2 separate regions of the Homo sapiens genome follow, and region 1 is linked to region 2. A link is a loop called in an ENCODE intact Hi-C map of the cell type or tissue named here. Cell type or tissue: MCF 10A. All regions are shown on one strand. Links, peaks and the distances in the headings refer to the core of each region. The heading gives the core; the rest is flanking DNA. Region 1 has its middle 47 kb from the start of TMPRSS11F. Region 2 has its middle 27 kb from the start of YTHDC1.

Region 1 (15,444 bases), core at 2,768-10,767, 200 kb before region 2:
CCAATTTCTATGGCAACTCATTTATTAATAAGAAGTTATTATTTCGGGCAAAGACTCAATGATGACTATAAAGAAGGAGAAAAGAGTCTTCTGATGCTACTTTAATTTGAATTTTTACTGAGAAGATGAAAAGGGCTGCATATAACATTAATTAGTTGGCCTTGTAGTACGCATTTGAAACTACTATTTTGTGAATCTGTTTATTTATTTAGCAAATATTTACTGAAGGTGCACCATGTGTAGGCAGTGTTCTAGATGCTGGAGTGACGGTGGTGATATAACAAAGTCCTTGCCTTCATGGTCATTTATATTCAAAGAGAAGAGATAGGTAGTAAACAAGTAGATACATAATACAATGCCAGGTTGCGTTTGGTGCTGTGAAGGAAACTGAAACAGAATAAGGGACTGGAGAATGAAAAAGACCTGGAGACTATATTAGATAGTAAAGCCAGAGAAAACCTCTCTGAAGATATAAGATTCAAGTAGAGACCTGAAGAAGATAAAAATTGATAAAAATCAAAATATCGCAGGGCGTGGTGGCACACGTCTGTAATCCCAGCACTTTGGGAGGCTGAGGCAGGCAGATCCCTTGAGCCGAGGAGTTTGAGACCAGCCTGCTCAACACAGGGAGGCCTCATGTCTACAAAAAAAAACAAAAATTAGCCAGGCATGGTGGTGCACACCTGTGGTCCCAACTACTTGGGAGACTGAGGTGAGAGGATCAATTGAGCCCGGGAAGCAGAACTTGCAGTGAGCTGAGATTGTGGCACTGAACTCCAGCCTGGGAGACAATGTGAGACTCTATTTAAAAGAAAAAAAAATCAAAATATCTATTCATTCACTGGCTGTTTTAAATGAATTTTTATTTTAAGAATTGCAACATCTATTCATATTTGGAAGTGGTATGTAATATACATTCAGTTTAAGGCATGGGTTGGTGTACTAATGGATTTGAGGATTTCTTGTGATAACTCCGCAATCCACTACTGCCCCTAGGGAACTACTCCTTTAGATCCATCCCATGTGCCCAACCTATCCCTATTCTCTTTAATGGGCATTTATTTCCTAGTGCTCCCACTTGTGCCATGCTCAGCCCTTTGACCATTAATCCCCTCATCTAAATGCCAGCCTTTTCTCAACTGTATACCAATTCAAATTATCTCTTCCCAAAAAATTATCTCTTCTGTAATAAGAGATCACTACTTTTTAAAAAATTTACTATTTGCTAGGCACTATGCAAAATGCTTTATATTTATTGTATTCATGTACAAATGTAGGTAGTAACTACTATGATTCCTACTTTGCAGACAAGGAAATGGAAACTTGGGGAGTTTAAGAAACTTGTTTAAGTTCATATAGCTTGGCAATGTCAGGGAATGCCTACACTTTTTCTTTACTCTTTGATGGAAAATTGATTTAAAAAAATTATTTTATCAAAGTGTATTATCTGTACCTACGAATCAACCTCTCTTCATCTCTCCCCTTCCCTTTACCCTTCCCAGACCCTGGTAAACACCAATTTACTCTATCTTCATGAGATCTACTTTTTCAGTTCCCACACATGAGTGAGAGAACAAGTGATACTTGTCTTTCTATGTTTGTGATGCTCACACTTTAAATTATTATTCTAGTGTGCCTTCCTAGACCATTCTAGGACAACTATTCTATCTTGGTATGATCTCACCCTAGAATGTTTATCATCAGAATGCTGATAAAGAGAAAACCACATTAGGAAATTTCACTAAAAATTATACAAATAAGAGCTATACAAATGCTGGTTCATTTTAATAATTTTTATTAGCCAAAATCAAAGGAACATCCTCAAAAGTGAGGAGATCCCTGTTTTCAGTGGTGCTCAAGCAAAGAAAGAGTGATTCTCTCAACTGGGTGAGAAGTTGAATTTAGTGACTTCAAATGTAGAAATCTATGATTCAGATATCTATGCTTTTGCAGCAAGGTTCCATAAAAAGAGGTGGGTGAGTTATAAGCAGCCTGGAGGTGTTCATAAACATAATATACTTGCAAAAAAAATTAAGTGGAATTTTTATGACCTAGTAGTATTTTTGAATTGTTTACCAGACTATATTACATACAAGCACTAATGTCTCTTTGTAATTAATCCCCATGTCAGTATTTCAGTTAGAATTTTCCTCTGTGGTATAAAACCCTTAGGAGCCCTTCAGGGAAGATGTACCAGAAAAGTATTTTATTAGTCCAGAGCTAATATTTAGTCAAAGAAAATATGACAGAACCAAGAAGAAAAAGCTACTTTTAGAGGTATGGGGTTTTTCTATTCCTTCAAATTTACTTTTATACAAGAGATAATCTGAAAATCTTATTTTTGGAATCCAGAAAAAGTATTTTTTTTTTTTTTTTTTTTTTTTTTTTTGAGACGGAGTCTCGCTCTGTCGCCCAGGCTGGAGTGCAGTGGCGCGATCTCGGCTCACTGCAAGCTCCGCCTCCCGGGTTCATGCCATTCTCCTGCCTCAGCCTCCCAAGTAGCTGGGACTACAGGCGCCCGCCAACACGCCCGGCTAATTTTTTGTATTTTTAGTAGAAACGGGGTTTCACCGTGTTAGCCAAGATGGTCTCGATCTCCTGACCTCGTGATCCGCCCGTCTCGGCCTCCCAAAGTGCTAGGATTACAGGCACGAGCCACCGCGCCCGGCCCAGAAAAAGTATTTAAACAATAAAATTTTTGAAAAGTTCTTTTCATTAGCATTTACTAAGAAGGATTTCACTCATTCATGTATTTTATTATTCCTTAACAAACCTTAACCTGGAAAATATTATTAAAAGACAATATTTTTTCTGGGCAAAACCTTAAAGTTTGTATAAATCTTTAAAAATTTTTTAAATATAAACCTGAGCTCTTCCAGTGCAGTTCTCATGAGGAAGTGGATGTAAGCAGTGCATAGCACAAATGAACAAGCATGCAAGTATAAAGATCCCCCGCTTGTACTATCAGTGTGCCACTTGATTCAGCATATTAAGCTTCTACTGTGTTGAGTAGGCTGCTTGTCTCATAATTTTATAAAAATGGCATAGAAAAAAGAGACATAGACACATTATTTTAAACAGACTCTGATTAGTGTTTGATATGGTTTGGTTGTCCTGATTCAAATCTTCTCTGGAATTTCCATGTGTTGTGGGAGGGACCCAGTAGGAGGTAACCGAATCATGGTACTATCAGTGTGCCACTTGATTCAGCATATTAAGCTTCTGCTGTGTTCAGTAGGCTGTTTGTCTACTGAACTACAAAACTACTGTTTTATAAAAATGGCACAGAGAAAAGAGACATAGACACATTATTTTAAACAGACTGTGATTACGGTTTGATATGGTTTGGCTGTGTCCCCACCCAAATCTCATCCGGAATTTCCATGTGTTGTGGTAGGGACAGGGTAGGAGGTAACTGAATCATGGGGGCAGGTCTTTCCCATGCTGTTCTCATGATAGCAAATAAGTCTCATGAGATCCGATGGTTTTAAAAAGGGAGTTTCCCTGCATAAGCTCTCTTTGCTTGCTGCCATCCATGTAAGACGTGACTTGCTCCTCTTTGCCTTCTGCCATGATTGTGAGGCTTCCCCAGCCACGTGGAACTTTAAGTCCAATTAAGCCTCTTTTTTCTGTAAACTGCCCAGTGTAGGATATGTCTTTATCAGCAGCATGAAAATAGACTAATACAGTAAATTGGTACCAGTAGAGTGGGGCGTTGCTGAAAAGATACCCGAAAATGTGGAAGCGACTTTGGAACTGGGTAACAGGCAGAGGTTGGAACAGTTTGGAGGGCTCAGAAGAAGACAGGAAAATGTGGAAAAATTTGGAACTCCCTAGAGACTTGTTCAGTGGCTTTGACCAAAATGCTGATGATATGGACAAAGTAATCCAGGCTGAAGTGGTCTCAGATGGAGGTGAGGAACTTGTTGGGAACTGGACCAATGGTGACCCTTGTTATGTTTTGGCAAAGAGACTAGCAGCATCTTGCCCCTGCCCTAGAGATTTGTGAAACTTTGGGAGGCTGAGGTGGGTGGATCACCTGAGGTCAGGAGTTTGAGAACAGCCTGGCCAACATGGTGAAACCCCATGTCTACTAAAAATAAAAAATATTAGCCAGGCATTGTGGTGGGTACCTGTAATCCCAGCTGCTAGGGAGGCTGAGGAAGGAGAATCACTTGAACCCAGGAGGCAGAGGTTGCTGTGAGCCGAGATTGCACCATTGCACTCCAGCATGGGCAATAAGAGTGAAACTCCATCTCAAAAAAAAAAAAAAAGAAAAGAAACTGAACTGGAGAGAGATGATGATTTAGGGTATCTGGTGGAAGAAATTTCTAAGCAGCAAAGCATTCAAGAGGTGACTTGGGTGCTGTTAAAGAAATTCAGTTTTATAAGGGAGGCAGAGCATAAAAGTTCTGAAAATTTTCAGGCTGACAATATGACAGAAAAGAAAATCCCATCTTCTGAGGAGAAATTCAAGCCAGCTGAAAAAATTTGCATAAGTAATGAGGAGCTGAATGTTAATCTTCAAGACAATGGGGAAAATGTCTCTAGGGCATGTCAGAGGTCTTCTCGGCAGCCCCTCCCATCACAGGCCCAGAGGCCTAGGAGAAAAAAGTGGTTTTGTGGGCCAGGCCCAAGGTCCCCATGCTGTGTGCAACCTAGGGACGTGGTGCCCTGCATCCCAGCTGCTCTAGCCATGACTAAAAGGGGTCAATGTAGAGCTCAGCTGTGGCTTTAGAGGGTGCAAGCCTCAAGCCTTGGCAGCTTCCATGTAGTGTTGAGCCTGCAAGTGCACAGAAGTCAAGGATTGGGGTTTAGGAACCTTGGCCTAGATCTCAGAGGATGTATGGAAATGCCTGGATGTCCAGGCAGAAGTTTGCTGCAGGGGCAGGGCTGTCATGGAGAACCTTTGCTAGGGCAGTGCAGAAGGGAAATGAGGGGTCTGAACTCCCACACAGACTCCCTACTGGGGGACCACCTAGTGGAGCTGTGAGAAGAGGGCCACCGTCCTCCCGACCCCAGAATGTTAGATCCACTGACAGCTTGCACCGTGTGCCTGGAAAAGTTGCAGACACTCAACACCAGCCCATGAAAGCAGCTGGGAGGGAGGCTGTACCCCACAAAGCCACAGAGATGGAGCTGCTCAAGACCATGGGAACCCACCTCTTACATCAGCATGACCTGGATGAGAGACATGGAGTCAAAGGAGATCATTTTTGAGCTTTAAGATTTGACTGCCCATTGGATTTTGGACTTGCATGGGGCCTATAGCCGCTTTGTTTTGGCCAATTTCTCCCATTTGGAACGGCTGTATTTACCCAATGCCTGTACCCCCTTTGTTTCTAGGAAGTAACTAACCTGCTTTTGATTTTCCAGGCTCATAGGTGGAACGGACTTGCTTTGTCTCAGATGAGACTTTGGACTATGGATGTTTGAGTTACTGCTGAAATGAGTTAAGACTTTGGGGGACTGTTGGGAAGGCATGATTGGCTTTAAAATGTGAAGACATGAGATTTGTGAGGGGCCAGCGTGGAATGATATGGTTTGACTGTGTCCCTGCCCAAATCTCATCTTGAATTTCCAAGTGTTGTGAGAGGGACCCAGTAAGAGGTAATTGAATCATGGGGGCAGGTCTTTCCCATGCTGTTCTCATGATAGCAAATAAGTCTCACAAGAGCTGATGGTTTTAAAAAGGGAAATTTCTCTGCACAAGCTCTCTTTGCTGGCTGCCATCCATGTAAGATGTGACTTGCTCCTCCTTGCTGTCCACCAGGATTGTGAGACTTCCCCAGCCATGTGGAACTTTAAGTCCAATTAAACCTCTTTGTTTTGTAAATTGCCCAGAATCAGGTATGTTTTTATCAACAGTGTGAAAACGACTAATACAGTGTTCTAACAAAAATACAAATGACATGTCATCAGAGAACGGGAGAGGAGAGAATAATTTTTGCCAAGTCTTTTTTATATGAAATTTGAGCTGGGCTCTGAAGGAAATTAGAGTTTTAATTGGCATGTTGTGTTGCTAAAGGGAGGAACCCATAGGCAGGACTGGGAATTTAGATACCATTTAGATTACGAAGGGCTTGAAAATAAAATTTTAAAAGTTATCTTTCTTAGCTGGGCATGTTGGCACATGCCTGTACTCCCAGCTACTTGGGAGGCTGAGGCAGGAGAATTGCTTGAACCCAGGAGGCAGAGGTTGCAGTAAGCCAAGATCACACCATTGCACTCCAGCCTGTGCAACAGAGCGAGACTGTCTCAACAAAGAAAAAAAAAAGATAAAAAGTTATGCTTCATGTATTAGTAAATCACCAAAGACTTGCAAGACTAGTTAGGAAACCATCAAGACTTAGGACTGATGGGGAAAGATGATAGAAAAGGAGAAATTAAAGGGGATAATAAATTTTCAAGAACAGTAATGCCATTAAATAAATGGGTGAACATATAAAGAGGAGCACATATGTAAGTCAAATGATAAAATGGGGTGGACATATTAAGTTTTGGGGGCCTTGCATTATTTGGAGTGGTCAAGTAGGCAGCTGGAGGTATAAAACAGAGTGTAGTGTTCTAAACCTGGCAGTTATTATAATTACCCTGCATTGCATTTGCTGTGTACTGGTACTTTCCACTTGGTTATGTGGTTTTTAGAGCAGAATCTATTACTTAAATACATCTTTATTTATCATGGAACTTGTTACTGTCCTTTGCAAGAATGAGTTTTTTTTTTTAATGGAATCACGGTTTATATTTTGTATTTGCCAGAAATAAGGATGGGGGGGGTAGGTTTTCACTTTGTCTATTCTTCTGTCTCCTGCTGGGATTGTATTTTGCTCATTTATGAGACTTCTCAAGTTAACAATGTTACGTTTGACATTTAGGGGAAACATGAGAAGCCTGATACTTGGGTTGTAGTGCCCTCTGCTGGGAAAAGTGATAGAACATAGGGGTGTTCTCGCAGAAAAGAAAAAAACAGAAGTTGAGATGTCAGAGACAGTAATTAATGTCTTTTTATCCTTTAAGCAAGTATATATGTGCATATATATTTTACATAAAAAAAAACTCAAAATAGTGAATGTATTTAAACATCAAGTTATTCTGGTAATTTAAAATGCAATTCCGTTTATAAAAACTAGCTTAACAAATTTCATTAACACATTTATGGAAAGCAAAAATAAATGATAAATCTGTCATATACAATTATGTCCCATTTGAGCTTAAAGAAACATAATTATAGGATTTCAGTTATTTATGACTACGCAACCATATGATTTTCCAAGACTGTTCGATGCAAAATTTTCAATTCATTTATATCAAGCTAAATGTCCCAATTTAGGCTGGGAAAATATGTTCACCATATTCATAAATATCTCATCAATATTTAATGACTAATGATTTATTGAAAATATCTCATTTAAATTGAAATTTCTTTAAACAAAGGTTAATGAATTTTTTTTCCTTTTGGTTATAAAGTAACCATGCTCATTATGGAAAATATAAGACAGACTCCAGAAATCATTCATAATATCACTAGAATAAACTCTGTTTAAAAAAAACACTCTGGTGTCCTATATTTTTTCTAGTCTTTTTTTCTACTCGTGTTTTATATAGCAGAGACAAACTACAGAGCAGTTTTACGTAACTTTTTTCTTTGCATGATGACTTATAAATCTGTGCAATTTTAAAGAATTCTCATCCCAACATTGTACTTGTTTCCTTTTCCCTTTTCTACCCAATTAAAGATAAAACTTCTTCAATACTAGCACAGAGCTTTTGATCATTACACCAGAAAGCATCTCTTGCTTGTCAGAACCTTCCAGGCTCTACTTCTACTCCTCTTTGATCTGGAACTGCACTGTTGCCTACTAGTCATCATTCTAGTTTATTCCCAGAGCCCTCTACTGTTTACTCTGTGAAAACTATTTGTTCTTTGCTACAGTAGAAATTAGTGCCAGCGGTCTTTTTCAACAAATTAGGCCAGAGAAACTTCTGTATCTCCAAATATACATGTTCTGTCTCATGTTTCTCAGCCTCCTTAAAGTTAAAAGGGGCCATTTAACAAGTTTTGGCAAATGATCTAGGAGCATTAGTGGATATATTTTCATTCTGTTAGTGGGTCTATTAGCAGCATTCTCTTGCTCTGTGATTAGGATTGTGAAGGCAAATGTTCACACGGCATAGCCACAAGATGAAAGCAGCCTGCATTGCTAATCCAGCAGCCTGGGAGAGTCATCCTACTGTCAATACCTATGAGTGAGAAGTAAATTTTGGTGTGCTAAGCTATGGAGATTTAAGTGTATGGAGCCACAGTAAAATCTAGCCTATCCTGACTAATACATGATAGTATATTCAGTCACAGTGTTTGACAATGTTGTTTTCTCTGCTTTGGGTGCCCTTCCCAAGCACCTCCATCCCTTCACCAAGAAGTTTTTCTTGAGCTTCCTCTTATTCATCCCACAGGACTCATCTCAGGGGCGTTTACTTGATAAACTTTTGATTGCCCCCACCCCTCATTCTGGGTTAGCTGTCTGTCCCATATGCTTCTGTAGTACCATAAGTATATAAATGAACAGTTCTTGGATATTTATGGATTGATGAAATTATTTTGTAGGTATTAGTTATATAAACTTTTCTTTAGAATAATTATTAGAATAATTAGAATAGATCAGCAGTTTTCAGAGTGTTTTCTGCAGACCCCTAAGGGTCTCTGAGGCTTTTTCAGGAAGTCTGTGAAATCAAACTAACAGTGAAAATAGATTAGTGGCAAAAAAGGCTGGGACTTTTAGCAAATCAAGGTAAAGGCAACAAACTGTACCAGGAGTCATTGCATCATTGTATTTTTCACTGCCATACATTTGCAGTAAAAAAAAAAATCCAACTTTATTTAAGAATGCCCTGGATGAAACATTAAAGATTATAAATTGCATTGCCTTTTGAAATTGAGTACATACATGTCTTTGTTATGAATGACAAAAGAGAGGTAGACATAAGCATGGTTGCTGCATAATTGAATTGAATGGCAATCTTGAGTAAAAGCACTGAAGTAATTTTATGATTTGCAAGGTGAATGCATCATTTTTACCGTGGAACAACATTTTATTTGCTAAGAGTGACTGAAAACCTATTAGAATCAGAATCAGTATTTAATATATTTAGAATCTGCATGTGGCAGATATTTTCAGAAAATGACTATTTGTTGCTAATTATGAAATATGAGATTTATTAAGAAAATTAGAATTTTGGTAAACTTATTTGTGCTACCGTGAACCTGACATCCCCATAATACTTAAAAGATTTTATAATGTGATCAGTGATATTAATGAACATGACTTTGTGACACAGTACAATGAAAGGTGTCAACATTTGGAATATTTACTTAACTCAGTGTAGTTGTCTGTTCTCACACTGCTGTAAAGACATACCTGAGACCTGGTGATTTATAAAGAAAGGAGATTTAATTGACTCACAGTTCCATATGGTTGGGGAGGCCTCAGGAAACAACATTCATGGTGGAAGGCGAAGGGGAAGCCAGACACATCTTACATGGCGTCAGGAGAGAGACAGCGAAGGAAGCCACACACTTTTAAACCGTCGGCTCTCATAAGAACTCACTCACTATCACAAGAACAGCATGGGGGAAACAACCTCCATGATCCAATCGTTTCCCACCAGGCCCCTCCTCTGACACATGGCAATTACCATTCAAGATGAGATTTGGGTGGGGACACAGAGCCAAACCATATCACTCAGTTAACCAACATTTTCAAAAAGACATACAAATTATGTCACAGAATCATGCATGAATAAAATATCCATTCAAAATGCAAGATATACTAATGGATTTCAATATAACAACACGTAAAAAGTTTGTTGATATGGTTCAATCAACAAGAACAAAAGCAAAAAACGTTGCCTCCAGAGAAAGTACCAAAGTTCTTACTATTCCAGATTCCTAGGTGCAGAAGAGGGTTCCTCATAAAAGCTTGGCTGAACTCCCCTACATTCTCCCTTTCTATGCTACAGCACTGCTGTCCTTTGCTTCGAGGCTGCTACCCACCCCAGAAACTATTAAGAGTGATGGGATGGTCCTATCAACCTTTTCCATCAATAGAATAGAAACTAACATATAGATTTTTAGTTGTAGGAAAATGCTAAGAGGTTTCTATGACTACAAAAGTCAACTATTCTTTTGAAACAGGGAGGCTAACAATCTGAGCAGGCTCATTTATAACAGTAAGTACACAGACTCATGAAATAGCTCCTACCCATATAGGAGTGTTGGAGAAAGGAAAATAAAATGAAATAAAAACCCAGCAGAATATGGGTAAGAATGGAAGGACCCATCTTTAGCGTTCATACACACTCTCTTCAGAGGATGTGGAGGGCCCAAGTCCCTTTCTTTCCCAGAAGAGTAACCTTTCCTAAGAGGAACACATGCCACAAATTAAGATTTTACATTTTTTTTGGTTTTGTTTTTGTTTTTGACAGGACTCAACACTCTGAGAAAATGAGAGAGCCAAAAACTCTACATTATTAAAGCAATGCTTCCAAGGATGTTATAGAATAATAATAAGCAAAAAAACAAATTCAGCAGTTTATCGGATCCAAAGAGCCATGTAGAATGTCTTGTGGCTGAGAATGAATGAAGAAAGAAATGAATGAAGGAAGAAACATAAGCAGCTGAAAACTGAAAAGACCAAACTCCAAAAAGGGTTCAGTAGAAAGGGAACTTGATCTAGATGCTGGTTTTATAGAAAAATCAGAGTTACAGAACCTGTATCACCCCACAGACACTGTAAAAGGCCTAATTAATATTTAAGAATAAAGGAGAGATGAGGAGCAAATATAAAACAGTTTAGGTCAGCTATATAACAAAAAATCACCAAGCCAGTGATAATCCAGTTTTTCACTCTGCAGTGCTCTAAAAGAAGCATCCTTCCCAGAACTTAAAAAAATTATGATTATTGACTGGACATTAAGTTTTTGGACTTGGAAAACACTGAGCTCTCTGAGGTTTCATTTCTTCTGATAGAAACTAAATAAATACCTAGAATAATCTTTTAAAGTAATCATTGTTTTTCTTTTCTTAATCTCAGGATTTTAAAGTATAGAAATCCAATATGTGTAATAAACAATCTACATTGTCATACCCTTTTAAAACACTTTCATTGAAACCTCTTTTGTACTATGAATGAACTGCATGCATTTTGTTATGCACATTTAATTAATTTGTATAAAATATTTAAGATAAATATTTCTAATTAAAACTAGCTGTGTCAAATTTTGCACTACTCTTAATGATAACATCAAAACTATCAGGAAACATAGTTAAAAATTGTATTTTATTGGCCTGGCACAGTGGCTCCTGCCTGTAATCCTGGCACTTGGGGAAGCCAAAGCAGGAGAATGACTTGAGGCCAGGAGTTTGAGACCAGCCTGGGCAACATAGTGAGACCCTATCTCTACATTTCTTAATTTATTTTGTGAAGAAAACAACCAACGTGGTAGTAGTTCTTTTTTAACAACAACAACAAAAAATTATTTACAAGTTTATATAATTAAGTAGAGCATACTTTAATTTGTAACATTTTGTTTATGGTATGTTTAAAAATATTTTAAAATATCCATGGAATTATCAATTTGTTTTGAATACCGTATGGTAGACATAATACTAATTGGCAGTATTTGATTTTAATAAATAATTCATAAAATTTTTAATACATAAAACAGCTGCATCTGCATTGCTACTTCTCATTGCAAAGTTTTGTCATTAACAAACTTTAATTCAGTAACATACAGAATTCAGTTTAAGTTGTAGCTTAAAAATTTGTCAGATACCATCAAGCTATTTTCACTTTAAGGTATACAAATATTTATTTGAAAAAAAAATGATTTTTTAACAAAGAAAATGGAGTTTTCTATTCCACATTAATAAACTCTGGCTCTCAGAGACAGATGGGAGCAAAAAAGATTCCAACTCCCAGATAGAGTTCTGGCATGGATTCACATAGAACAATTACACTAGTATTCAAACTTCATCTGAAGGCTTAAAAACATAAAATTACAAAATTAGAATCTTAGCAGTCACTAGTATCACTTTCCATAATCTCTACTCCTACCCCCACCCCAAGACTAGATCCTTTAATCTCCTCTGCCCCTTCTAGATGAATAGGCATCCAGGATCCACCTGAATGACAGCCAAATTTGCCAGACCATGATTCAGAGGGCATTTTTACATAGGCTCAAGTGAGAAATATAAAATACCCTACAAATATAAATGCCTTTGTGAAAGTAATGCTGATGTCATTCCCCAGCGTGGACTTCTTACTAGTGTTAGGTATTACCCAAAACTATAAGGAGTTTTCACTCTTTTCAGAAAAAGCAAGCAAGCAAACACACAAACACATAACACCAACAAACAAAAACTCCCACAAAAATGGGAATTGTCAACATCTCTGGTTAAAATCACTTCCTTATCCTGGACTTCTATGACTAAGAGGCAGGATTGTGTAAAGTGGGTGTTGTTCTGCATTCTTGGACAAGGTTGTTAACCTCTTGGTATCTGTTTATTCATCTATAAAGTTGAAATAATAATAGTATTCTTCATGGAATAGACAGAAGGATCAATTGGGATAATACAGACAAAGTCATTGGAATTGTGCCTGACACATAGTAACAACTCAGTAATGTTAAGCACTGCTGTTTCATTTATGATGATGATAATGAATACAATATGTAATGTTAATTACCACCAAAGGCATTAAATATCAAGATCATTAATAACTGAAATTTAATATGCTAAGACTACTTTAAAAGGCCTTTGGTATTTCAATGTTTTAAGAAACTGAGTTTATTTATGATATAAAGGAACTAAAAATGCCATTTAAAAGTGATTTAATAAAATTTTAGGACAACTATTATTACACATATACTTATTTTAGATCTTTGGTAAATGCAAAATGGCTATCAGTAGATAGTGTGAAATCCACACTTTCTGGAAGAAGAAAATTCAGTAAGTAAAAGATTTTCTCATATATCTAATCTAGGTCATTGAAGCTCAAATAAAATTTAAATACTGTATAAGGACTTGTCAAGACACTAAATCAAATGTTCAGTAAATACCGATAAAAATTTTAACTTTTTAAAAGTGAATATTACAGACTGTAGTCACTTAACGCCTGGAGACTGTGTGGTTCATAAAACAGGGCCCTAGGCTCGCTTCTGGGGACTGTGGGACTGGGACTATGGCCAGAAATTAACATTTGTGTCACACAAAAAACCCACCTGCAGACATACCATGCTTACCTCCTTCTTGAACTCCCTTCTTTCCCGCCTCCAGTCTCTGGCCCCTACTTAACTTTCTCCCCACACCCCTACCCCCACCGCAGCTTCCAGAACCATCTTCTGGGCCTTCCCATCATCCCCCAGCCCAAGACCAATTCAGCCTTTCTTTTGTGTGCGTGTCTGGTTAGCTCCTTTCCAAAGAACCATGAGTTCCCACATCAGCCAGAATTACTGCACCGAAGTGGAAGCCGCCGTCAGCAGCCTGGTCCACCGGCAGCTGCGGGCTTCCCTTACCTACCTCTCTCTCATCCTCCATTTCTACCGCGACGACGTGACCCTGGAGGGCATGGGCCACTTCTGAGAGCTGGCCCAGGAGAAGCGACAGGGCGCCCAGAGTCTGTGGAAGACGCAAAACCAGCGCGGAGCCCTCTGCGATGCCATCCAGAAGCCGTCCTGGGATGAATAGGACAGCAGTTTGGGCGCCCTGCGAGCCGCGTTGGCCCTGGAGACGAACCTGAACCAGGCCCTGCTGGATCTGCACGCCCTGGGCGCAAAGCATGCAGACTCTCACCCCTGCGGCTTCCTGGAGAACCACTTCCTAGGCCGCGAACGGAAACTCATGCTGACCAGACTCAGCAGGCTGGAGGGGCCCAACCCGCGCTGGGCAGGCCTCTTCCTCCAGCGCAGCAAGGAGCCTGCGGCCCCCAGGGGCCTTCAAGAGGCCCACCGGCCACATCCCTCTGTCAGACCTGGGAAAGCGTCCACCCGAGCCGCTCCCTTCAACCTCAAGATACATTTTTTTTCTTTCTTTCTTTTTGAAAGAGTCTCCCTGCCTGGGGTGGGTGCAGTGGTGATCTCAGCTCACTGCAACCTCCGCCTCCCCGGTTCAAGTGATTCTCCTGCCTCAGCCTACCGAGTAGCTGAGATTACTGGCGCGAGCCGCCACCCCTGGCTAATTTTTGTATTTTTAGTAGAGACGGGGTTTCACCATGTCAGCCAGCCTGGTCCCGAACTCCTGACCTCAAGTGATCCGCCCGCCTCGGCCTCCCAAAGTGCTGGGATTACAGACGTGAGCCAGCGGGCCCGGCCCTCAAGATACTTTTTAACCACCCCGTGCCTTCCCCCAAGCTATGGTCCAAGTAGAAGCAACCCTTCTTTTTACAGAAAAAGAGGTTAAAAAGAGAAAGAGAGGAAAACCCACCCACGAATTCTCAAAAAAGCAAACAAAAACCAAAAAGAAAACTGTCATTGAACAGTTTGCTTTTAAATTTGTTTTAATTAAAATACATTACACATTTTCAGGGTGCATAGAGACTTTTTCAAAATATGTTACAAATAAGGAATTTCCACAGAAACTTGTAACAACAGTAAAGAACTACTACTCTGCCTGGTCACAGTAAGTCTAAAATGTGCTGTTTTGCCTGGTTTTGCTGATGGTGTAATTCTTTCACAATGATTGCAAGAATTGACCAAGACCCCATACAAATAAAAGAGTGTAACTCAGTGCCTACATTCAGACTAGATTTAGGTCACAACCACACCCCTTCCACAAAAGCTATGACATGAAGGCAGATATAGCATATTCCAACCCAATCAGCATAAAGTATTGATTCCAGTCACTCACAGTGACTAATTTGCCATGGACAAGGACACACTTTCACAATTCTAGAAAGTCTGAATGACAAAAACCAAGAGTTTATGCTGTGATGAGATAGCCATGATGTGAGTTAATTAAATAGAAAAATAATTCATATTATAATAGTCTGTTTTTGATGTGAACACTGTCTTTGCTTAGGCTTTTCTGGACCAAACTTGAGGTGTCTTATTTTGTCTTGTTGATTTGGCTTAGAAGTCCACAAATATTCCCTCAGGACGGCAGTTCTTTCAAAACAGCCATTGTACACACTAATTTAAAATGCATGTTAAATAAGGCTTAGGAGTAACTACAATAGTTGCTAGGAGATGATTTTCTGTTAAACACCCGTCTCAGAGGTAATCCAGTTGCAGTAGGTGGTCACTCACGTGTAGACCCCTGGACTATTGATTGCACCACATTCATTCCTTCCCCAGCTCACTACTCCAACAAGGTACCAAATATACCAAATATTTAGAGAATTAGGATGAACTAGTGGTCCTCCAGAGTCTCCCTGAATAAAAAAAAGA
Region 2 (15,444 bases), core at 2,710-10,709:
CAACACAAACACGCTCTCATCTAAATTAACGCTTTCCTCTGAATTGACTCATTTGACCAGCATAACCAGTTTGCATGCCAGTGCAAGCAGAGAAAGTTGTAATAAAAAGAAGAAAAGAATGAAAGGCATTTAGAAATTCGGTGGTTAAATGTACACTTAGTTAATCATTGTATTTGTTTTTCAAGGGCTTCCTAACCTTTTGGAGAAAGAAAAATATGGCAGAAAGCTGACTGAAGTTTGAAATTAATATGTGCAAAATGTCTGTAGAGGATCTAGTCTATCCTCCTTTCCTTCATCTTAAGACTTAATTTTATCCAAAAATTAAGTAGCCTGATTAGTCATCCTTGCTTTCTTCTCTTCCTGGCTCCTTGGGTTTTTTCCCACATGTATTTGTTCAGCATCTATTACAAAGCAGGCACTGCCCAAGGCATTGTTTTTAATGTACAAGTAGGGAGTTTGAAATTCATCCTTTCGATCAGAAGTTCTCAAACTATACGGTGTATATGATTCACAAGGAAAATTTGTCCAAAGTGCAGATTTCTAGTCTTAATCCCAGATATCAGATTTGAGGCTCTTCGTGGGGCCTGGCAATCTGCCATTTTAACAAGTGTCTGGGAGAGCTGTGGCTCATGCCTATTATGCCAGCACTTTGGAAGGACGATGCAAGAGGATTGATTGGAATTTGTGACCAGCCTAGGCAACACTGCATGACTCTGTCTCCACAAAAATTTAAAAAATTAGCCAGGTGTGGTGTTGCATGACTGTAGTCCCAGCTATTTGGGAGGCTGAGGTGGGAGGATGGAGTGAGCTGTGATCGTGCCACTGCACTCCAGCCTGCGAGACAGAGGTGAGACCTTGCCTCAAGAGACAACAACAGGGCCAAACGCGGTGGCTCACGCCTGCAATCCCAGCACTTTGGGAGGCTGAGGCAGGCGGATCACCTGAAGTTGGGAGTTTGAGACCAGCCTGACCAACATGGAGAAACCCCATCTTTACTAAAAAATACAAAATTAGCCAGGCATGGTGGTGCGTGCCTGTAGTCCCAGGTGAGACAGGAGAATCGCTTGAACCCGGGAGGTGGAGGTTGCAGTGAGCGAAGATGGCACCACTGCACTCCAGCCTGGGCAACAAGAGAGAAACTCTGTCTCAAAAAAAAAAAAAAAAGACAACAACAATGGCCGGGTTCAGTGGCTCACGCGTGTAATCCCAGCACTTTGGGAAGCCAAGGAGAATGGATTATCTGAGGTCAGGAGTTCGAGACCAGCCTGGCCAACATGGTGAAACCCTGTCTCTACTAAAAATACAAAAATTAGTCAGGCATGGTGGCAGACACCTATAATCCCAGCTATTCAGTAGGGTAAGGCAGGAGAATGGCCTGAACCCAGGAGGCATAGTTTGCAGTGAGCCGAGATCGCACCACTGCACTCCAGCCTGGGTAACAGATGGAGATTCCATCTCAAAAAAAAAAAAAAAAAAGACAACAACAAACAAGTGATAAGCAATTCAAGGGACTCCATTCACCTGTTTGAAATTAATAAAACACTTAGTGATTAGATTAGGTTGGTGGGCAGCTGAACTCTTCAAGATTTTATCTATATCTCTTTAAGAACTCCAGAATCGGGGCTCTCTGTTCGAATCCAGACTCTGCCACTTAGGAGCTATTCAGTTGATTGTATTAATCAAGTTAACCTCTTTGTACTCTGTGTCCTCCTCTGTGACAGTACATGGGAATCAAAATATCTACCTCAGAGAGTCACTGGGCAGATTTAGCAGATAAAGCATGGGTGTTATCTGGCATATAGCAGTAAGTACAAAAAAGTAGCTACAATAATAATAACATAACATATAAATTAATATAATAACATTGTTACCATTATTGGCAGTAGTTTTACTGTGGCTCTATTTTTTAGAGAGAAGAGAGAAGACACAAAGTTTTGCCCACAATAAGTGGTCAGGTCTTGGAATATGACTAGATGATTGCTTCAAAAGAGAGAAGTGTTCTGACTGCTTGTATATGTCTTCTGAGGCGGAAATTGCTGTTAGTAACAACCATTTTAGTTTACATTTTCTAAATATTATTAAATCCCTGAGTAGTAGGTAATATTATTGCTATTCTGACATTTTCTTCTCATGGCTTAATTTAAAAGAATCAAAATTATACCCAGCTCAGAGAGGTAAATAACAAATGTTCTCAAGAAGCATCTAAGGCCAGGTGCAGTGGCTCACGCCTGTAATCCCAGCACTTTGGGAGGCCGAGGCAGGTGGATCACGAGGTCCGGAGTTCAAGACCAGCCTGAACAATACAGTGAAACCGCGTCTCTACTAAAAATACAAAAATTATCTGGGCGTGGTGGTGGGAGCCTATAATCCCAGCTACTAGGGAGGCTGAGGCAGGGAACTCCTTGAACCCTGGACGTGCAGGTTGCAGTGAGCTGAGATCGTGCCACTGCACTCCAGCCTGGACGACAGAGTGAGACTCCGTCTCAAAAAAAAAAAAAAAAGCATCTAAAACAGGGGTCCCCAACCCCCATGACACAGATTCTGGTCCATGGTCTTTAGGAACTGGGTTGCATAGTAGGAGGTGACCAGCAGGCAAGCAAGTGAGCATTACCACCTGAGCACCACCTCCTGTTGGATTAGTGGTGGCATTAGATTCTCATAGGATCGTGAACCCCATTGCAAATCGTGCATGTGAAGGAGCTACATTGTAAGCTCCTGATGAGAGTCTAACTAATGCCTGATGATCTGAGGTGGAATAGTTTCATCTGGAAACCATTCATCTCTCTTGTCCATGGAAAAATTGTTTTCCATTAAACTGGTCCCTGGTGCCAAAAAGGCTGGGGACTGCTGATCTAAAAGATGTCCTCATCATAATCACAGATAATGAATACAGAATACTCAGTATCGGAGGAAAGATAAAAAGTTCAGTTTGGGTCAATTTCTTCACTATTTACATACACTTAGGGCCTTAGACCCTTCCATGCTAAAATTTAAATGCATGCATTAGCTCATTTAATCTATAATAGCCCTATAAGTAAATTGCTATTATAATCCTTATTTATTTATTTATACATTTTTTTGAGATGGAGTCTCGCTCTGTTGCCCAGGCTGGAGTGCAGTGGCATAATCTTGGCTCACTGCAACCTTCACTTCCCAGGTTCAAGCGACTCTCCTGCCTCAGCACTCCCTGGGACTACAGGTGTGCACCACCACACCACACTAATTTTTAAAATATTTTTTAGTAGAGATGGGGTTTCACCATGTTGGCCAGGTTGGCCTTGAACTCCTGAACTCAGGTGATCAGCCCACCTTGACCTCCCAGAGTGCTGGGATTACAGGCGTGAGCCACTGCGCCTGGCCTATAATCTCATTTTAAAAGATGCCATTATAAAACATCTTTAAAAATGAAATTTATTCTCTGAAGTGTCAACATAATAAGAAAGAAAAAAAAGACACTTAGGTTAACTAAAGTAATAAAGGAACTCAAACTTGAACCAAGAGCTATGTGATCTTACATCTCACTTTAGTCTGCATATCAAACCGCCTCCTAGACACTTTGAGGCTCACGGGTCTGAAGTGGGTGTAGTGGCATCCTGGGAAGATTTAATAGGACAACAAAGGTAAGTCACACAATGAGCTCTAAATTCTAGTCTGTCCAAAGCATGCTCCTTTCTAAAATTATATTCTAAAATGTTAAGAAAAAATACAAAAAAGGGCATTTTCAGAAAATGTTTTATAGTCCTTCCTCTGAATGACTAACTTTACCTTTTTTCTACATTGCATATTCTTTATCCCAAACATATGCAGAACATGTTGATGTGTTCTCTGATTACAAAGTGTTTTCAAATGATAATGTAATGACTCAGTAGACTTGTGAAATGCAGGCAGAAAAAAATCATTTAAAACCAAAATTGACTGTGCTGCTTCTACCTGCTAAGGGAAGTGGTCTAATTCGCATCAGAGGGGTAAGAGGCAGAGTTCCCTTCCCCTTTTGTAAAAGAAAAATGGGGACAGCAAGCAAAAAATCACTCAATTGTTAGGAAAAAATATCTAAGCCACCCTCTCACCTTCCTTCTCTTTCCCAAGAATTGGTTGCACTACTGAAACCAGAGGAGTGCAGGAATTCCACTATTTTGTAAAATAAGTTTGAGCCAAATTTGCCTGAATTTCTAAGACAGGCTACTTTGGTTGATACACGGATTAAGCCTAAAAATAAAACCTTTTGAGATAAATTGGGTAGTACACCCACAGAATCGCGCCCGAGTCAAGGAGGGAAATCCTTTTGGTATTGTGTTTAAAAATCATTTTTAATTTTCCCTACAACGAAGCGAAACTCCTCACATGTGTTTAATTGTTCGCTCTGAAAGACTACACAGGCCGTTACGAAAATAGTTTTTGGCATGAGTAGTGATCTAGTTATAAATCAGTGAAAAATAAATTGTGTCCATAAAAAAGTTACAGAATTTACCCCTGTGCCATTAAATATTAGTTAACAACCTTGATTTTTAAATTGATGTGCCATATTCTACCATATCGATACTGTATTTGATATGGTTCAGTTGCAGACTGCTCTTCCAGAATAAATAGGCAGAAAGGAATTTATCACTGGCTGCAAACCATTAGATGGCTTACAAACTGTTTGGAATTGTAGGGGCAGGCGCTGTGTGAGCGTTTAGGAACAACTTCCATTCTCCAGAAATGGCATGGGTAGTCCTGCGATCCAAAGGCAGCAGTGTCAGGTGGAAGCGCTAGAAGCCCGAGGCTGCCATTGGCAGAACAAAGCAGTCTCGGCCTGGCTTGGCAGCATCCAAAAGGACCGCAGCCGCCCTGCCGCTGCACACGGTGCATCTGATTGGCGGAACCCAAACCCTTCCGCAGCCCTCCCTGCGAAGATATCTGGGAAACGTAGTTTTTACCTTCTAACCTCTAAGGCACGGAAAGCTTATTCGATGTTGATTGTAATGGAAATAGAACTATGTATTAGGATTTGTTTAACCATCCCTTGAGTTTTAAATTTTTTGGTTGTTACGTAATTTTCTCTGTAATAAATAAATAAAATTCCCTAAACAATATGAATACTTTTCAAATTTTTGATAATGATTGCAAAATTGCTCTCTTGAAAAGTTATGCCAGTTTATACTCCTTCCAGCAATCTTTGTTCCATATTGTCAGTCATGATTAATACATTTGTCAATGCTTTTGAAAAGGAAAGTGACATATTATTTAAAAACTATGAATTTCTTTGGCTAGTTTGAAGATTTTAATTCTCACCACAAGTGAATTACGATTAGATTTTTTTTTTTTTTTTTGAGATGGAGTCTCACTCTATCACCCAGGCTGGAGTGCAGTGGCCAATCTCTGCTCACCAGCAACCTCCGCCTCCCGGGTTCAAGAGATTCTCGTGCCTCAGCCTCCAGAGTAGCTGGGATTTGAGGCATACGCCACCACACTAGGCTAATTTTTGTATTTTTAGTAGAGATGGGGTTTTTGTCCTATTGGCCAGGCTGGTCTCGAACTCCCGACCTCAGGTGATTCTCTGGCCTCGGCCTCCCAAATTGCTGGGATTATAGGGGTTAGCCCTCGCGCACGGCCGCAATTAAGTCTTTAGACGATCTGTTTCCCCAGTATTTCCCAGCAATGTATTTATGAATCATCTCGCATCTCGCATGGTGAGAAACTTAACATGAACGTTCAACCATGTAAAATTATTACCAGTGAAATAAATAACTTAATGTCTAGTGACCTCTTACTGTAGCTCTGTATTGGTAGATAGACACTTCTTTTTTGATCTTTCAAGTATATAGTAAAAAAAATGTTCCTTTTACAGTTTTCAATTTTTTTTTTTTTTTTTTTTTTTGAGATGGAGTCTCGATCTGTCTCCCAGGCTGGAGCGCAGTGGCCTGATCTCGGCTCACTGCAACATCCGCCTCCCCGGTTGAAGCGATTCTCCTGCCTCGGCTTCCCAAGGAGCTGGGATTACAGGCATGCATCACCACGCCTGGCTAATTTTTGTATTTTCTTTAAATTAGAGACAGGGTTTCACCATGTTGGCCAGGCTATTCTCGAACTCCTGACCTCAAGTGATCTGCCCGCCTCAGACTCCCAGAGTGCTGGGATTACAGGTGTGAGCCACCGCGCCTGGCTAATTTTTCATGTTTTTAGTAGAGACGGGGTTTCTCCATGTTGGCCAAGCTGGTCTCAAACTACTGACCTCAAGTGATCCACCCGCCTTGGCCTCCCAAAGTGCTGGGATTACAGGCGTAAGCCATCGCGCCCTGCCTTGTTTTCAAAATTAAACTTAGTTGAAGCCTGTAAGACTTAAAATGAAAGCAAGATTATGTGACTTGATTATGATGCAGCCAAATGAATTTAGATGCAAATGCTAGACTTGAAATGTAAGTGTACGAATATACAGCAGTATAATTTTATGAGGTCTGGGGGTTACTTGTGCATGAGCCCAGGATTTAGATATCTGGCTACTCACAGTAAGATCCATGGAAGGAAATAAATTCTATAAGGAAGCACTGTATAACTCAAAGAAACTAGAGAGGCCCAAATGTCCAAAGCTGCCATTTCGCTTGCTGGAATTTGCTGGTGGAATAACTACCCTTCCCCGAATTAATGAGGCTAAATGAATTCCTGGGGAACCCTCAGGCTGTCAGTGTAACACCTCCCACATCTTTTTTCTCCAGCAGGTGGCATGTACAGCACCATCCTGAAATGGTGATAACTTTATTATTATTATTGTCACTATTCATGGGGCTAACCATCTTCCCTTTTCTTCCCAAATAAGTACATGGAGTTTTAGCATAGGTATTAAAGAAGGCTCGTCAGCATGATGGCTTAAGTCTGTAATCCCAGCTACTGGGGAGGCTGAGGTGGGAACCGAGGAGTTCAAGGCTACAGTGAGCTATGATCATGCCACTGCACTATAGCCTGAGTGACAGAAGGAGACCCCGTCTGTAAAAACAATTTAAAGAGAGAAAGAGAAAGATAGAGAGAGAGAGAATTCTTGTTTCAATGACCTAGAGGAAAAAAGATGTTATAAGTTCGCTTTTGAAACTGGAACATTAATTTTTCACCATATTAAGACAAGACCCTGTATATACACGTTAAACTTAAACAGCTATCTTTTAGGCTGTTGAATGCAAGAAGGTAAGTTTAAGTACCATCTAGTGGTAGGCATCACCCTCCACCTAGTGGCATCCCTCTCCATCTAGTGGCAAGATAGGCGAATTGAAAGCAAGTGCCAAAGAAGAAATAGTCTGATACTGAAATGTTGAACAAAAGTTTAAAAAGACAACAGTATTGACCACGCCTCCTCCAAGTCCCAGCGAGCCCGTGTACAACCTGTCCCGACTCCAGCCGCCTCTTCAGCTCGCCATGGATCCCAACTGCTCCTGTGCCGCCAGTGACTCCTGCACCTGCGCCGGCTCCTGCAAGTGCAAAGAGTGCAAATGCACCTCCTGCAAGAAAAGCTGCTGCTCCTGCTGTCCTGTGGGCTGTGCCAAGTGTGCCCAGGGCTGCATCTGCAAAGGGGCGTCGGACAAGTGCAGCTGCTGTGCCTGATGCTGGGACAGCCCTGCCCCCAGATGTAAATAACGCGACCTCTACAAACCTGGATTTTTTATGTACAACCCTGACCCTGACGTTTGCTACATTCCTTTTTCTATGAAATAATGTGAATGATAATAAAACAGCTTTGACTTGAAAAAAAAAAAAAAAAGAGAATAGTATTAAAGTACCAGATAAACTTTACCACTGTTTTATTAAATTTTAATATAAATAAACTATGTAAAATAATTCATGATTGTAGCAGGTTATCTAATTTGGAAATAAAAAGAATACTCTTGCTGGATGGTAAACAGACTATTCCTAGCATGAGGTCTTTTCTTGGAATTATTTTATCTTAGTCCTTACCTAGAAGGACTTAGGAAGTGACAAACAGTGCTAAAAACCTGAGAGAAAAGTTAAGACATAGTGACAGAATTTTGCAGGACAAAAGAGTGATATTAGTACAGTCTTTCTTATGTTAAACCTTTTATGATCTTGAAAATCTTATCTTTAAATCTTAAGAAGCTGTTGGATTATACTTTAATCATTGCAGGGAAAAGATTTAGAAATTATGTTGTCAACCAGTTTAGATCAAATTGACATCAGAATTGGGTCTTTAGGAGGAGATTTTTGGTACAATAACTTTGTAATCTGAGGATACTAATCAGGGTATAATAGTACACTTAATTAGTATGATTAGCTGATAGTCTCAAGTTAGGACGACAGTCATTGAGCCCATATCAGGTAGTTAACAGTGAGCATCTATCTGTTCTAATATGTTCAGCATTCTGTTAGGATTAGTTGGTGTCCATGCTGTCCTTGTTATTAAATCATCTGAATATCATCCAAGACCATAAGGGACTGTATGTTCACAGGAAAAAAATAACAAAATCACAAAATGTGAAGAATGTATGTATTATGAAAAGAAGGTAGGCAAACAGATATCTTTAAAAGAGGAAGCTAAAAAAATAAAAATAAAAGAGGAAGCCAAATGAATGGATCAGATAGAAAAAAATGTTCAAAAGTGTAATAATTGTTTTAAAAGGACTAAAAATATTTTTAGAGACCCAAAGGAGGAAATTAGAAACATGAATCAGAAAAATCAGTTATGAAGGACCAACTGGAGATATTCAGTATGAAAAACCTAATAACTGAAATAACTCAGTAAGTATGGTATTAGATAAACCTTATAGATGTTTTTTAGATACTGCTTTTCAGAGTGAACACACTTGAAATACAAATTAGTGAGCTGAAAGATCAGGTCAATCAACTCTTCTAGAAGGACTCAGGAAGGACAAAGCAGTGCTAAAAAACTGAGAGAAAAGGTAAGATACAGTGACAGAATTTTGCAGGACGAAAGAGTGATATTAGTACAGTCTTTCTTCAGTATCTTCAAGGATTGGTTCAAGGACCCACTGCCTTCATAGTAAAATCCAGGAATGCTCAATTCCCTTATATAAAATGGCCTGTTTGCTCATAATCTACATACATCCTCCTGTATACATTCAATTATCTCTATATTACATATGATACCTAATACAATAGGAATGCTATGTAAATAGTTGTTATGCTGCTTTGGTTTTTATTTGTATTTTTTTAATTGTTAATTTGGTTTTTTCTTGAATATTTTCGGTCCCAGGTTGTTTGAATCTGTAAATGCAGAACCTGAAGATACATAGGGCTGAGTGTATTTGATAGAAAGAGGACAGAGAAATTGTTGAAATAAGAGAAATTTGAAGCTAGGATGCTATATCCAATTAATTCAATGTAAGGCTGAAATAAGTTATTGTAAGGTACACAAGGCCTCAGAAGGCTGACAAAAATTCTGTTTGAAAACACTTTGGGAGGATGTGCTCAAGTAAGACAAGGAATCAATCCAGAAGTTAACCAAGAGATGTGAAAAGTGTGGAACAAGTGAAGCTTTGTAACGTGTTTAGATGAAAAACTGCCAGAGGCATCTTTAATATAAACAGCTTCAGGAAGAGAGACACACTGTATTGCTTTCTTTATCCCAGAGATTTTGGAGCGTATACATAGGTGTCATGCATGTCGTATGTATATGTGCGTATTTGTTGGAGGAACAAAGCCCAACCCCCACCCCCGACAAAATCCCATGAGTTTATTTACACATTGTACATGAGAATTTGCGCTATTTCCTATCTTCAGACGTGATATTTAAAATATATAACAATTAGTACAACATAGGGCACTGACCAATCAGAACAGACACCAGCCAAACTGCTAGAGCAGCTTCCTGGATGCTGTGCCCTTCATGTCCGGATTATGAGTACACCTCTGGTGGGCTGGGGCAGAGGCATGGGGCAGGGTCTCAAAGTGGCTTCTATTTACCATGTATATAGGATTGTTTCAATATTTTAACAACTTGTATGGTCATGTATACTGACTGAATAGCAACTCTGCTATGAGACATAAGACATGTTTGATGACTTCATGCAATTTTCTGAAACATGCTCTTTTTTTTTTTAAAATAAACCTTGGGCAGATGTTATGTTAAGACAGTCTCTGTAGTAAAATAATTTGCCATATTGGAGAGGCTTATCATCTTTACAATGAAAGTCAGAAAATATAAGTAAAACATATTAAGTTGTACTAAAGCAGAGAGAATAATCAAATATAATCTTACTCAAGATATTTTCATGACAACTCAGCTTGCAAGATGTTTTCCTAGGCTTACTGGGTCATAAATATTCGGTATCATTTTTTTTCCTATATTTTAAAGAAAAGGAATTTGGAACATGTAAACTATAAATCTAAGTTTTAAAAAATCTAAACAACAGTTTCCTCTCATTGCAGACCTCATTCAAATTGCAGGCTGGAGCCATGCCCAATATGCCTCTTCAGAGCCACAACTACCCACAGGTAGGTGGGCACTTGGTGAGTGAGGATAAAAAGTTTGTTGTTATAAGTCATTGAGTTGTGCAGTTGTTTGTTACACAGCAAATGACATTCCTTTTTTACTTATTCATCATTCATTCAACGTATTCTAAACATATAACTATGAACTATAAAAACTCAAAACTGGCTTTTCTTTTAAAAGATTGACTAGACAAATTTATGTTAAAACTAATCAGGAAAGGAATGGAGATGCAAATAAACAACAGCACCTATGAAGTTTGCATTCTACTATTGAAACAGAAAATACACAAATAAACTGGGAATCCCAAATGGTTCATAAGCAAACGAAGAGTGACTTACCCTTACTCTGTAATCAGAGAACTGCAAATTAAAACAATTGGAAAGTCTGACAATATCATGCAGTGATGAGGATGTTGGGAAATAAGAGACCTCCCATTCAACTTAAGGGAAAGTAAGCTGTTGCAACCATTCCAGGGAGCAACCTGAAAGTACTTGGTAAATTAACTATCTTTATACTTTCTCAATGATGTAGCAATTACACTTCTAGGTCTCTTGCACATGTCCCTAGGAATATTTTTCACAGCAATGTTTGTGGTAGTAAGAATGGAGAAAGTCTAGATGTCCATTGACAGAGGAATGGGAAATAAAATAAGGGATAGACACATAATAAAGTTATATTCAGCACTCAGAAATAATGTTCTAGATTAATATTTATCTGGATGGCTCTTAAAATATCATGACAAATTGGGGAATAAACAATATGAGATTTATAAAAGAATAACTTTCAAGGATATTACATGCATATGCCCAGAAACACCAAATTCATCTTTAAAGATACACATATATCTAAATGAATATAGCAATGATATACTGGTAGGGTATAAATTAAATATGTAAGGGTGGGGTGAGGTGAGAATGGTGGATGCATGGGAAAAAGGTAGTAAAAAGTAGAAAGGTAAAATTTAAAAAGGGGTATTGCACAGACGCTGAAAATGTGCAATGAAATGAAGGGTGTGATTAATTCAATTTTGTGACTTGATAGTCTAAAAATAACTATATGTAGTAGAATCTGAAATATGAGGAATAGGGAACTTTAAGGGAGTATATGGAAGTCAACGCCGTCTAAGCATGTGCACACTGAATTCTCACACTTTCGATGATGTCCTGCTATTATATCTTTTCTAAGCTTAGAGGAAGATAAATACCACAGTAGTTATATTTTAATTCTAGTTTTATTTAGGTAAATGATAATAATGAGATAAGCCACAAAGTTCGAATTGACATATCTATTAGTATTAGTATACATAAATGTAGAAAATATATTTCAAAAGAAAAAAGAACGTACTATGATCATCAAAAACCTCACCTTTCCACATGATACATATTGTTGATATTTTGATATTTTTCCACCATGGAATTTATTTTGCAATTACCTTGTTAATCAGTATAATGTATAATGTGAGGATTAAATTGCATCTATGGATCTTGATGTGTTATCTTTAGAACTTATTTAGATTGAAGCTTTCATTTTATCTTTTTCAAACTACTATATTAATGATCTTGAATGAAGATTATTATAGGAGTTCAGTGCCTCGCAAAATTTTCTTGTACTTACCCTGTGCTTCATACTCTTATTGTCTTGCCTCCTTTGAATAATCACAAAAGAAAAAGAAGGCAAAGGACTATATAGCACAACCTATTAGAGGAAATGGCTGAAATAGTATTCTCTTAATGTTTAATGTGACTATTAAGAGGGTATTATGCTGGCATGTAAAACAGTTAATTGTATTCAGTGTGTTTTAACATCACTGATTAATTGATGGCATAGTGAATGTTCATCTTGGAGAAAATACCACCTTTGTATCTCAGGGGATCTAAAGAATGTCTTTTGCTGCTGAATAAAGTGCTTCAAAAAGTTCAAAGGGAGAAATGTGTATTTTTTTTTATGGTAAGGAAGAATAGATTTTACCACTTGGGAAAGTAACAGCTTATGAAATCACGCAGTGATGACTGTAATTCAGCTGTCGTCTGTTTCTTTCACCTTCTAACCAGTGAAAAAAGTTAGGTTACTTATTTCTTTGACTAAGTAAATTGAAAAGGAATAAATTCAGAAAGATTATCTAAGGAAACTGGTTATTAGAGCAAAATGGTTTGTATTCACTCTGTAAATGAATGCTCCTGCTGCTTTTCTCTTCATTTTAATCATAATATTTCTTTTTTCCAGTTGTTTCATGTGAATTTTATTTTATTGTTTGTTTTTGTTTTTGAGATGGAGTCTCGCTCTGTTGCCCAGGATGGAGTGCAGTGGTGCCATGTCGGCTCACTGCAATCTCCTCCTCCCGGGTTCAAGCAATTCTCCTGCTTCAGCCTCCCCAGTAGCTGGAACTACAGGCATGAGGCACCACGACTGGCTAATTTTTTTGTATTTTTAGTAGAGATGGGGTTTCACCATGTTGGTCAGGCTGGTCTCAAACTCCTGACCTCAAATGATCTGCCCGCCCTGGCCTCCCAAAGTGCTGGGATTACAGCTTGAGCCACTGTACCTGGCCGTGAATTTTTAAATATATCACATTTCAAAATAATTTTGCAGTTCCAAAATAATTATTTTGTAATTCAAAGACAGTTGAATAAGCAAATCCCTTGGGATTTGATTGTGTCAGAATTATAAGGTCCTGCTTATTTTTATTTTTATTTTTGGAATTTGTCTGATGGTTGCAGATTATTGTCACCGGTTCCTCACGTTTGTTCCCAAAAGAAGTAGGATTTGTGAGACTTGGTTCCACCTTTGATTTTGATCCATCCCTCTGAATCAGGCTAAGTCACAGACTCCCTAGGTCATTGCCACAATTTTATAAGTAAGGCAACTAAAAATAATCTATAGTACTCACTTTCAAAAGATCAATCACTCAATTCACTGAGTGTTAATAACTGATTTAGCTCAGGGAGAAGGACATTTCTCTTATTATTCTCTATAAGAAGGTAAAATATCTAGGTTCTTACATTTTTGAATAGCAAAGTAATGTTGAAATTAGATGGACACCTTGACATAAATCTGAATAAAAATAACATATCTCAGGAATCTTTTAGTATTATATTATTGATATAAAAATTATTAAAATAGGCTGAGCGCTGTGGCTTACGCCTGTAATCCCAGCACTTTGGGAGGCTGAGGTGGGCGGATCACGAGGTCTGGAGATCGAGACCATCCTGGCTAATAAGGTGAAACCCTGTCTCTACTAAAAATACAAAAAAAAAATTAGCCGGGCGTGACGGCGGGCGCCTGTAGTCCCAGCTACTCGGGAGGCTGAGGAAGGAGAATGGCGTGAACCTGGGAGGCGGAGCTTGCAGTGAGCCGAGATCGCGCCACTGCACTCCAGCCTGGGCAACAGAGCAAGACTCCATCCCCCCAAAAAAAAAAAAATTATTAAAATAGCAATATTATTAATGTCTACACTTGGTCTTAGCCAAAAGGCCAAGAAGATATAGTTTCTTAAATTTCTGAGATCTTTCTAATTTATAAAATGCTTTAATATACAGCTTTATTTTTATTAATTTAATTTAATTTAATTTATTTATTTTTTAGATACAGAGTCTTGCTATGTTGCCCAGCCTAGACTTGAACTCCTGGGCCCAAGTGATCCTTTTGCCTCAGACTCCTAAATAGCTGGTACTAGGCGTGCGCATCACTGTACCTTACCTCCATACGCAGCTTTTTAGAGGCAGAAACTATTTCACTGACTTCTATCCCTTAAACCCAGAAATTGCCAGACATAGGTTAATAAGTGCCTAAAGTAAACTTCAGTCTTTTGTTGCTGTTTCCCACCTCCTATATTTGAGGAATTCTCTGCAATATGTATCTTTAACAGAAGCTCCAAAGGCCATGTGCTCTATATCCCATCTTTCTCTTCAACTACAGCACAGTAACGTAACTTAGGCTCACCTGATCAGCTGTACCCAGTTGAACTTTCGCTGGGAGCTGGTGATGCAAAAGAGTAGCAATGGTGGAGAATCTATTCTGATAGTGGCAGCAGTATAGATAGCAACAACCTGTTCCAGGGCAGTAGTGGAAATGAAACTAGTGGTGGCATACGGTGGCTGGTGCCTGAGGTGATGGCTGTACATGTGGTGGCATCCAGTGTTCAGCCATGGTGGGAGCAGTCCCCTTATGACCCTGGATCTATGGTTTTACTTGTGGATCTGGCTGGTGCATAGTGCTCATTGTTGATCTTCCCTTTTTCAAAACTTGTTTCTTTATTCTTCTTGACAATTCTCTTAGATATATAAAATCCTTTTAATAAATTCTGCTTAAATTAGAATTGGCTTCTGTCACTTGCATTAATATACTTGACAAATAAAATATGAAACTGACTTGCATAGCTCTATAACCCTATCAAGACAGGTTTTACGAATACTGTTTATATATCAGTAAGCAAAGACTAAGAGACAGTAATTTACTTGGCTAAGATTAACGTTTAGTAAGAACGAAGAGCCAGGAATCATACATAGTCACTCCGATTCTATGCCTGGGTCTCTTTCTTCCCTATCACAGTGTGGCAGAGATGGGTTAATTTTCTAAGTACACAGAAAGCTTACATTTCACAACTTCTCTTTTAATTCTCAGCATCATCACTTGGTGTAGAGTCCCCCAGAGAGCAACCTGATCCATATCACAAACCTGAGACAAATTTTGGTTGCCTTAAGCCCTTACAATTTGGAGTTTATTCTTATAGCAGCTAATGATCTTTACTCCAATTAATGCAGAAATTAGTAACAAAATTGAGGTGCTGTCATAACAAAAACTTAAAATACGTGACATTGACAGCTGTTAGCTGGATAGTGAGGAGAGAGATACCAGAGATCTATGTTATATGGTGGTAAAATTTTTGGTAAATTTATTACCTTCTTACAAGACAGAAAATGTACCTACTGGGCTTGTCGTTTTAGAGGAAGAGTTTGCAAAATCAAATGTTGGCAGAGTTTGTTGGGACTGTTGGCTTATTTGGAAAAGTGTAG

The links. A loop is a pair of places that touch in the nucleus more often than their neighbours do. Peaks named below come from ENCODE experiments on the same cell type or tissue, not always from the same donor. Only the 100,000 strongest peaks of a DNase experiment are listed, where the experiment ranks them.
Region 1: a loop joins it to region 2, with 5 times the contacts of the local background. A loop is called at or near these places in 8 of 110 quality-filtered maps.

Annotation. Positions count from the first base shown.
Region 1 is chr4:68,168,827-68,184,270 of GRCh38, forward strand. It overlaps the pseudogene FTLP10 and the pseudogene TMPRSS11BNL. Among named protein-coding and RNA genes, the nearest start is that of TMPRSS11F, 47 kb to the left of the region's middle. In MCF 10A, for the core only: a CTCF peak has its summit at 6,918 (motif pointing left); a DNase peak (open chromatin) is centred at 6,905.
Region 2 is chr4:68,368,940-68,384,383 of GRCh38, forward strand. It overlaps the pseudogene MT2P1 and the pseudogene LOC124900917. Among named protein-coding and RNA genes, the nearest start is that of YTHDC1, 27 kb to the left of the region's middle. In MCF 10A, for the core only: a CTCF peak has its summit at 7,210 (motif pointing left); a DNase peak (open chromatin) is centred at 7,232.